2 separate regions of the Homo sapiens genome follow, and region 2 is linked to region 1. A link is a contact called in ENCODE Hi-C or POLR2A ChIA-PET data. All regions are on one chromosome and are shown on one strand. The core of a region is the stretch at or near the end of the contact, and the rest is flanking DNA. Distances in the headings are between cores, read along the strand shown.

What was found. A loop is a pair of places that touch in the nucleus more often than their neighbours do. ChIA-PET counts read pairs that join two places held with the same protein, here RNA polymerase II (POLR2A). Pooled maps may share reads with other maps.
Region 2: a loop to region 1 is called in a pooled map, with 11 times the contacts of the local background. The contact joins the promoter of TBC1D14 here to the promoter of SLBP in region 1. A Hi-C loop is called at or near these places in 3 of 50 pooled maps. POLR2A ChIA-PET finds 5 or more read pairs at or near these places in 2 of 52 experiments (BJ and CD8-positive, alpha-beta T cell).

What each region holds. Positions count from the first base shown.
Region 1 is chr4:1,709,820-1,714,645 of GRCh38, forward strand. SLBP (stem-loop histone mRNA binding protein) reads right to left here and starts at 2,500. Exons shown (of 8, transcript NM_006527.4): 1 at 2,311-2,500; 2 at 2,055-2,171. The coding sequence starts at 2,369. RefSeq lists silencers at 1,877-1,996, 2,007-2,916 and an enhancer at 3,047-3,336.
Region 2 is chr4:6,907,897-6,912,722 of GRCh38, forward strand. It overlaps TBC1D14 (TBC1 domain family member 14), which reads left to right and starts at 1,930. Exons shown (of 14, transcript NM_020773.3): 1 at 1,930-2,055. RefSeq lists a silencer at 1,297-2,356 and an enhancer at 2,597-2,666.

The DNA of each region.
Region 1 (4,826 bases), core at 1,250-3,749:
CCAGGATGGTCTCCATCTCCTGACCTCGTGATCCACCCGCCTTTTGCCAAGGCGCTGGGATTACAGGCATGAGCCACCGCGCCCGGCCTACTTCTTAAAGTGATTGTACTCAATAAATAGTGTGGAGACCGCAACTCCGGGCCTTTTGCAGCCTCCATTTTCCAACTGGTCCCCTGGCTCCCACCTTTATGAGCTCTTAACCTGTCTCTTCTCATTCCGGGTAAGTGTCGAGGCTGGTCCCCAACAATGGGGTTTCTCCATGTTAGTCAGGCTGGTGTCGAACTCCTGACCTCAGGTGATGGGCCCGCCTTGGCCTCCCAAAGTGCTGGGATTACAGGCAGGAGCCACTGCGCCCAGCCCCCTAGACCCAAGTCTCTAAATATCATCTCTATGTCCTGGTAACTCACTGTGCCTGAAGATGCCTCCCATGTAGACTCCTACACTCCGTTACCTTTCTTGACATCTCCTTTGCTTCTCTAAGCAGCTTCTCAAGCCTCACAACTTCCCATGCCTAGCTGCTCCAGCCCATCTTCTCTATCTTAGCAAATGGCCCCAATCAACAGCGTTCAGACCTAAAGGCTTGAGTCATTCTTGATGCCTCTTTCCTGTGTAAACCAAAAAGTGTCTGAGACAGGTCTCAATTGCTTTAGGAATTTAGCTAATGTTAAGGACATACCTAGAAGAACACGAAATTACAGAAAGAGTCTGTGGTCTGTGCCTTTCTCCAGAGATGACTGTCAGGGCTTCAATATTTAAAAGAGAAAAGTAGGTTGAAGGAGAAAGATCTACATGTTCCAAGAGAAAAGGAGCAGGTAGGGGAATAGTCAATTATGTATTCCTAGTGTGCTCAGTAAGTCGCCACTTAAAGTGAACAGAGTTCACCCGTGGAGATATTTAATCTTGTATCTGTAGGTATCTGCTTAGAAAAAAAAAAAGAAACACAAAGGTGGCCGGGCGCGGTGGCTCACACCTGTAATCCCAGCACTTTGGGTGGCCAAGGTGGGTGGATCACTTGAGGTCAGGAGTTCGACACCAGTCTGGTCAACATGGTGAAACCCTGTCTCTACTACAAATACAAAAAGTTAGCCGGGCGCGGTGGCATGCGCCTGTAATCCTAGCTGCTGGGGAGGCTGAGGCAGGAGAATCACTTGAACCCGGGAGGGGGAGGCTGCAGTGAGCCAAGATCGCGTCACCGCACTCCAGCCTGTGAGACAGAGTGAGACCCTGTCTTTAAAAAAAAAAAAAAAAAAAAAAAAGTAACGCAAAGGTAGTTTCTTGCATGATTCCGCGCTCAGCATAATTTTTTCCTTTTGGCACAGTGAAGTTGGGTCCGATTTTTTTTTTTCCTTTCACGCCTCCCATCCCCAACCCATCAGCAAGTCTCACAGGTCCTGCCTTCAGAAGCCTATCCCGAACCACGCATTTCCCTCCACCTTCACTGCTCCATCTCGGCCAAGTCACCACGCCTTTCAGGGAACTCAGGAGCAACAAGCCCCCAGTGCGGGACGAGCCACCCCAAAGCCCCTCGAGAAGTTTTCTCTAACCACAGCCCCGAAAAGCCCCGCCACTACGACCACTGGCACCCCTGCTTATTTCCTCCAGACCCTCCTCGGCCGTCCCACCCCATCAAGCCCTCCTTTCGCTCGCATCTCCACCCTCCCTGCACACTGCCTAACCCAGAAAATGGCCAAGCAGGTAAGCCCTGTCAACTCACTTCTCCTCGGGACTCGGGTGTCCCTGACTTCCACGTGTTCACGAGAAGCTCGTCAGAGACCCTGACCTCTCCCGGGAGCACAACACAGACTCGAACTGGCTAACTCGGGCTGACGCCGGTTCAGCTGACTCCCATCCTGGCAAGAGGCTTCCGGAGTGTTCCAGCGCCTCCCAGGCCTGCTGCGGCCGCCCCAGTCCACGGGCCGCGCGGAGACCAAGATAAAAGGACGCAGGGTGCCGACCTGACCGATCCCGGCACCGCGAGAGCGCGACGAGGTCCCTGGAGCCCGCGGCCTCGTCAAGGGCCCCACCGCGCCCCGACCCCCGGGTCCCGCGCCCACCTCTCGGGTCTGCGCTCGGCGCCGCGGTGCTCTGCCTCCTCGGCGTCTTCGGGCCTCCAGCGCCTGCCGTCGGCTCTGCGCTTCCGTCCCAGGCTCCATCGCGCGGGGGACGGCGGGCTGCGGGGAGGGACGCGGTCGGCTGGGCACGGGAGGTTCGGGACCGCCTTACAACCTCCGCCCTCCCACACCCCGGCCCCGCACAACCCCCGCCCCACGGGGCACGCGCTCCCTCGCCCGCCGCGCAGCCCGGCCTCACCTGGCGTCACCGTCGCAGCGGCTCTGATGCCTCGGCGGGCTTCGCGGGCGGCAGGCCATGGCAGCACGGGCCGGGCGCGCAGCGCAGGGCCGAGGCTGAGGCGGCGGCGGCGCGGGCAGAGAGCGCAGAGTAGAGCAGGGCAGGGCCTGAGGCAGAAACCCGCGTCCCCGCGCCGGCGCTCACGAGCTCTGCGCGCCCCGCCCCCAACCGCCTTTATGTGGGCGCCGGGCCCCGCCCCTCGGCCTCCCGCGCGCGCCGGGTCGGGCGAGACCATCGGGCCACGCCGCAGGGGTCCACTCAGCTGTGCGCGCCTCGCGAGCCGACTGGGGCTAGGGCGAGGCCTCGGGACCGCGGGCAGCCGCGAAGCCCGACTGCCCGGCCCTCGGCTCGGGAGCCAGATGGACGCCGTGGGCTGAGGAGAGGCCTGAGGAAAAGGTTGCCCCCACCCGCGGGATTGAGGCGGCCGGGCCGCCGCGGGCCTCTGCGACGCTGATAGGTCGCGCCTTGGCGGGCGGGGGCAGCTTTGGCGGGAGATTCGGCCGCGCGCGACGCGGCGCAGGTCGTGGGGGAAGGGTAAGCGGCACGTTTCTCGGCCTGGGTCGTGGCGCATCTCCCATTGGTTCCGGCCTGGGTGGAGCGCGGCTCTGCTTGGTTCCTGCCCAGGTGGGGGCGTGTCTCCTCCCTGGCGGGAACCCGGAACCCGGAACCCGGAAGGCGCGGCCTGTGGCGGGTACTGACTGCTTCCCACGGTCCCGTGGCCGCTGCAGGCCCCGTACGCGCCGTCTATTGTTTTGAGCCGCTTAAAGTTTTGGAGTAACCTTTTAGGTCGCAACAGTTGACAACTACACTGAGTCTTTCCGGTCCCACTGCCCTGGCCGTTGACCGCACACCGGCCACCGACTGAGCCGCTAGTTTCGGTTGCCGCTGCCTCCCTGCCCGTCCATGACGTCCTCCACTGTGTCGCCGGTGCATGACGCTCCCACCCTCTGCCTGGAGTTGACTGGGTTTGTATCCTGAAGAATCCCTGGCTCAGCAGGTAGGTTCCACCTGGAGGCGAGGTCCTGTAGATCCGCACCATCCCGTCCCGCTTCCCCGCCGTCACAGTTGCAGCTGACGGCCCCGCGGATCCAGCCAACTAGAACCCCAACGGGTGCACTACACCTGAGAACAGGTTCCCACAGCTTCCTGTTGGGGACAACGTGAGGGATGCAGGGGAGAGTGGAACCAGCCAAAAGAGTGGGCAGTGGGGTCAGGTCCAGGAGGCTGAGCCCCAGGGATGCTTGGGATCCCTCTAAGGCCTTACACCTCTGGGAGGGCCGGACTTTTGCACCTGCTGCCCTCAGGACTGTGCCTTGGTGCGTCCACCGCCCCCTTTTGAACTCAAAAAAGTCATCCTCAGACTAGGACGGACACATCCTGTCCCCTTCCTCCCCAGGCCCTGGGCATCCCATAACCCTCAACACTGTAAACTAAAAATAAAATCCTGGCAGGGCGCGGTGGCTCATGCCTGTAATTCCAACACTTTGGGAGGCCGAGGCGGGAGGATCATCTGAGGTTGGGAGTTCGAGACTAGCCTGACCAACATGGAGAAACCCTGTCTCTACTAAAAATACAAAATTAGCCTGGCATGGTGACGCATGCTTGTAATCCCAGCTACTCGGGTGGCTGAGGCAGGAGAATTGTTTGAACCCGGGAGGCAGTGGGCTAAGATTGCACCACTGTACTCCAACCTGGGCAACAAGAGCAGAACTCTGTCTCAAAAAAAATTAAAATCCTAAGCCCCCAACAACTGAATGGACCCCCTTGCGGTCAAGGGGACACCAGTGGCAATAAGATACCAAATTATGAATAGGACCTAAGGTCATGCCAGGCAAGGGTTAAGTCACACACCCTACATTTAAACTATATTCCTACTGCCACACTGCTTTTCTTTTCCTCTTAGTAGCTCAATAAGCACTGGCCTTGAGCTAAGCAATATTGGAACAGTGCAGTGGCCGAGATGATGGCTCATGCCTGTGATCCCAACACTTTGGGAGGCTGAAGCCTCCAAAAGGATTGCTTCAGGTCCAGAGTTTAAGACCAGCCTGGGTAACAGCGAGACCCTATCTTTACAAAAAACTTAAACAAAAAGGCTAGGCACTGTGGCTCACACCTGTAATCCCAGCATTTTGGGAGGCTGAGGTGGGAGGATCGCTTGAGCTCAGGAATTCGAGACCAGCCTGGGCAACATAGCAAGACTTCATCTTTACTAAAAATCAAAAAAATTAGCCGGCCATGGTGGTGTGTGCCTGTGATCCCAGCTACTCGGAAGCTGAAGTGGGAGGATTCCTTGAACCTGGGAGGTCAAGGCTACAGTGAGCCCAGATGGCGCCACTGCACTCCAGCCTGGGCGACAGAGTAAGACCCTGTCTCAAAACAATAAAAACCAATTTGCAGTTCCACCGGATGCTGACTGATCCCCCAGCCCCTATTCCACCAGCCATAACTACAGTTTCATTGGACAAGAGACTGATTTC
Region 2 (4,826 bases), core at 680-3,179, 5.2 Mb after region 1:
GGCTCCGGGAGAGACGGAGTGGGCGCAGCAGGATGGCGAGTGAGGAAAAGGCAGGCAGAGGGCGCCAGGTGCAAATCTGCAGGACCACAGACTTCGGTTCTGGATACAGAACAATGGTTCCTTGTCATTGTAGGGTTTTAGACCCTAAGACTCGGAATTAGGGCTGGAAGGGATTTGGGAGCCCCAAGCAGATCTATTAATCCAACGCATTAAATTGCTAATTAAGTCACGACTGAAGCAGTCTGTACTTTTCCACTAGGGTTTACTTAGAAAAAGCTGGGGAGGCCTTGTTTTAAGAGGTATGAAGGAGGCCTCGTATTATTTTTACTTAAAACCCCCAGAAATTTAAGCATTTATAAAGTTTCTGTGATGCAGCACTGCGAGGGATGTTAATGTTTTTGCTTTCAAGAGATCGCCTTTAAAAATCTCTCTTGCTTCTGCGTCATATCTCATAGATGCTCAGGGTTTTTACAGCCATGAGCTGGAGAGGAGACCCAAGTTCGGGGTTCCCTAGCCCATCCCTAACGACCGCAGTAGAGACAAATCTTCCATTTCATGCTTCCAGATGCTTCCTGTAATGCGGAAACTCCTCCTGCCCCTGACCTTTCTGAGTGGCTGAGTCTTCCCTTAGATTGGGCTGCAGTCAGTCTCTCCCGGGTTTCCTCTCTGGTAATTTATCTGCCAGTGACAACCCTCAGGGCTCCTGGTTGGCAGGAGCCAAAGCCAAGTGGAAATCCAGGACTTCTGGCTCCCAGCGCTGGGTCTCTCCTCTTGCCCTCAAGTCCCCAGAGTCTAACGACAACCCAATAACGTCAAATACCAACTATTTGCCAGGCCCAGGGAAAATAGCAGTAAACAAGATAAGCCCGGCTTTCCTCATGGAACCCACAGCCTAGAAGGGGAATGGAGACCCACTGCCCGTCAACAGGGGCTCCTCACATACTCTCTACCAGCTCATGGAGGGCTCTGGGGCAGGGAACCTGGCTTCTGCCCCTCTCAGCTACTGACCCACCCGGGTCCTTGGGCGGAGGGCTTCATCTCTGAGCCCGTTTCCCGCTTTGTACAATGGCTCTGATCATAGATCCCGTCTCTGGAGTTTGTGCAATGTTGAGGCCAAATATGCAGATAACGCCAGGCCAGTGGCTTCCAAACCCGCGTGCACATTACACAGCTTCCCAAACTGATGATGCTTCCATCTCATCTTCAGAGACTGTGACTTAATCGGCCTGGGCTTCAGAATATTAAAAGCTCCGCAGGCAATACTAAAGTGCAGACCAGTTTGGGAACTACAGCGCCAGGCACCGTGTCACAGCGCGATAAGAGAGAACGTTCGGAAAAGCCCTTTATAGATTAAGAGACTGAGGCTGGCTGGGAGGACGCCACGGCGCCGCTCCCAAGACCACCGCGGCGGGGCCTGAGCTCCGGTGTCACGCAAAGCTTCCCTTCCGCGGCGGGGCCCGGGCCGTCTCCCGCACACCGGCCGGGGCAGGGGAGCCCCATCGATGCGCTCCGCCGCTCGGCTCCCTACGCCTGAGCCCTGCCCGCTCGAGCCCCTTCCCCCTCCCGGCCGCTTCCCACTTCCAAGATGGCTGCGGGTGGAGCCGACCAGGTAAGGGGCCCCCTGTCGGATGTCCGTGGGGGCCCTGCGGGCACAAAGGCCCGCTCAAGGCAGCTCCTCGCCACTCCGGTTGGTTCTCCGGCAAAAAAAAAGGGCCGGCGACGCCGCTCCGGAGGCCCGCGGCGGGCGGCCCCCGGAAGAGGGACAGCCGGGCGAGCGCCGAGCTCCAGACGCGGCGGCACGGGCGGAAGAACGGGCGCGGGCCGGCAGGGGGCGGGGCGCAAGTGCGTGGGGGCGTGCCCAGGGGGCGGGCGAGGGGGCGGGGCGAAGCGAGGGTGCGCGCCGCTGTTCGCCGCGGGCTGCTCGCGCGCACCTGCGGGTCGGACCCGCTGCCTACCGCGTGCCCGGCGTCCTCGTCGCGCGAGTTGCCGGTCCCGCGGGGCCTGGGCTGCGGGCCCACGGGTCCCGGGGATGGCGTCGGAGCCGCGCTAACTCCGGTACTGAGAGCCTCCCGCGAGGGCCGGGCCGCGGGCCGCGAGGGAGGGCAGGGCGCGCGGGGCCGCCACCTGCTGCAGCGCCGGCCGAGGCGGGGAGCGGCCGGGGCGAGGCAGGTCGCCGGGCGCGGGTCCTGCTGGGTGTCCCTCGCCGCGCGGCCGCGGCTCCTGCACGCCAGGGCAGCGCGTGCGTGGCGCCCGGGGTGCCGTTACGGGGCCTCCGGGGCGGGGGCGACTCTCGGGACTCGGCGGCCCTCGCGGAGGCGCGCGCTGTGTCCCGCTCCTTTACGGAACTTGACGAAAAGTTTTCCTACTCCGACGCGAGGCTCCCGGCCTGAGAAGAGGCGCCTCGGTGCGCCAGACCCCGACCCCGGAGCCCCCTTCCACCTCGGACCCTCAGTCCCCAGGCAGCGGACCCTCCTCCTTGGAGCCCCTGACCCCGCTTTCATCTCTGACCCCTCTACCCCTGGAGCCCCTGACCCGCGAAACCCCCTTTCATCTCGGAGCCCTGACCTCCTTGGACCTCCACCCACGCGAACCGTCTGTCCCTGGGCTAGGGAATCTCTCTGCCTCCGCCTTGGAGCCTCCCATTACCGGGCCGCGAAGACCCTGGCCCGGGGACTGTCTCGGGGCCGGGGTAGCTGCCTTGAGGAGTAAGTCCGGGGACTCCTGGTCTCCCTCCCGCCAGGAGTCTCTCTAGGCTGTGGGTTGCGGTCCTGATGGGAACAGCTGGTCAGGAGGATAGGAGAATGACCCTGTGGACTCCAGAGCCAGCCTCTGCGAGCCCCGGGGTGACCGCGCCTGACCAGGCCACGTGAAGTCGTTTCTGTCCTAAAGTTGCATAGGACGCCGTTTTCTCTAGCGTGGAATTGGAAGCTTTGCTTGGGAAGGTTTTATAGGCACCGGTGCGTTTTGCCCCTACTGGAGGTCCCTGGGCATCACCTTGGTTATTTCACGCACTGAGGCTAGATGAGGAGGGTAGTCGTGGTGGTGTCTTGGGGACAAAATGCTCACTGTCTTGTCCCCAGTATTGTAGGATGTTGGCACCTAGTTGCTGTCTTGCCTAGCTTTTATAGCGGTGGGTTGCCTGTTGGAAACTGGTGGTTGCTTTGTCTGGACCGGGCTAGTCCTTACAGCAGTCTTAGAACACTTCCTGTTGCCCAGTTTATCTGGCCAGTACCAACCCATATCTCAGTTTGGGTATGGCTTCCCCCCTCCGACCAACCCTCTTACTGCTTCTTTGCTGTGTGTTTGACCCCTTGAGATTGTGGGCTCCGCAATCCTAATGAGATCCCCAGTCCTAATGAGAGCCTGGCATGAACTTGGTGCTCAGGGTCATTGGGCGAAAACACCTTTTGGGAAACATCAAGGGTGTCAGCTGGTACTAAGGGAGACAGAGTAACTGGCTGGGAGCCACCCACATGGGGAGAGTCAGAGATGGGATTCAAACTGAGGCAGGCTACTGGGCCAGGCTCTGCTCACCTCGGTATCCTCCGCTGTTCCAGCACTTTGCACCGAGCTGGGCCTGATTCCTGTTTGTGCAACTGAGTTTTCACCGTCTGCCCCCAGCCTACCCTCTCACATTCAGCTTGGGCTTTGCCTCTCCTGGCTTCTGCTGTTCCCCTGTGTTCCTTTAGCCCCTGCAGTTCCTCTGCATTGGGTCCGCTGTCTCCACCCCACTCCCCGTTTAGTGGGTGAATTCCTGTCTTTCATGCCTCCACCTTCCCTCCTCTACTCTGGGTTGATTGCTTAGCTGGTGCGCTATAGAAGGCCTCTCTCAAAGTGGGGACACAGCTAGTCAGAGCAGCTTGTTTGAATCTCTCTCTCCCGTTGGTCAGAGCTTCTAACCTTGAGTCCCAGCCTCAGCACAGGGGATGCCTGCCGTGCAGGTCGGGGGTTGCTTGGGGAGTCTTTGAGACCTTGGAAAAGATTTGTTGTCAGTATAAACATTAATACATAACGCAACAGGATTTTAGGAAAGTGAGTATGTGTTTGTTAACTTTAAAAAAATTTTTTTTTAGAGATGGGGTCATGGTATATTGTCCAGACTGGATCTGAACTCCTCGGCTCAAGCGATTCTCCCGAGTAGCTGCAGTTACAGGAACGCACCACCATGGCCAGCTTAACATTTGTTTTAGGACCACGTATAAATAAAGTTTCAGCTGGGCGCAGTGGCTCATGCCTGTAAACCCAGCACTTTGGGAGGCTGAGGTGGGTGGATCACAAGGTCAGGAGATTGAGACCATCCTGGCCAACATGGTGAAACCCTGTCTATACTAAAAATACAAAAATTAGCTGGTTGTGGTGGTGCGTGCCAGCTACTTGGGAGGCCGAGGCAGGAGAATCGCTTGAACCCGGGAGGTGGAGGTTGCAGTGAGCCGAGATCTCACCACTGCACTCCATCCTGGTGACAGAGCTAGACTCCGTCTCAAAAAATAAAAATAAAATAAAAAAAATAAAAAAATAAAAAATAAATTTTCTTGGGCCCGGGTGGTTTAGAATTCTTGATTGTCCATCTGGAAGGCTCTCAGGGACTGATCTGCTTGGCTAGTCACTTGGTTTTATAGATGGGGAAGTTGAGGCCCAGAGCTCCATCAGTATCACACGGCAGGTGTGAGGAGAGAGACTGGTGACAGGAAGAAGCTGTACATTGTGGCCTTGTAGACACAGACTGGCTGTGTCTGGCCTTGCTTATGCAACTGGTTGCTAAAATAGTGGGACTGAGTTGGCTGGCCCGATCCGTGTCCAGGAAAGAGTAACACCAGCCAACATTT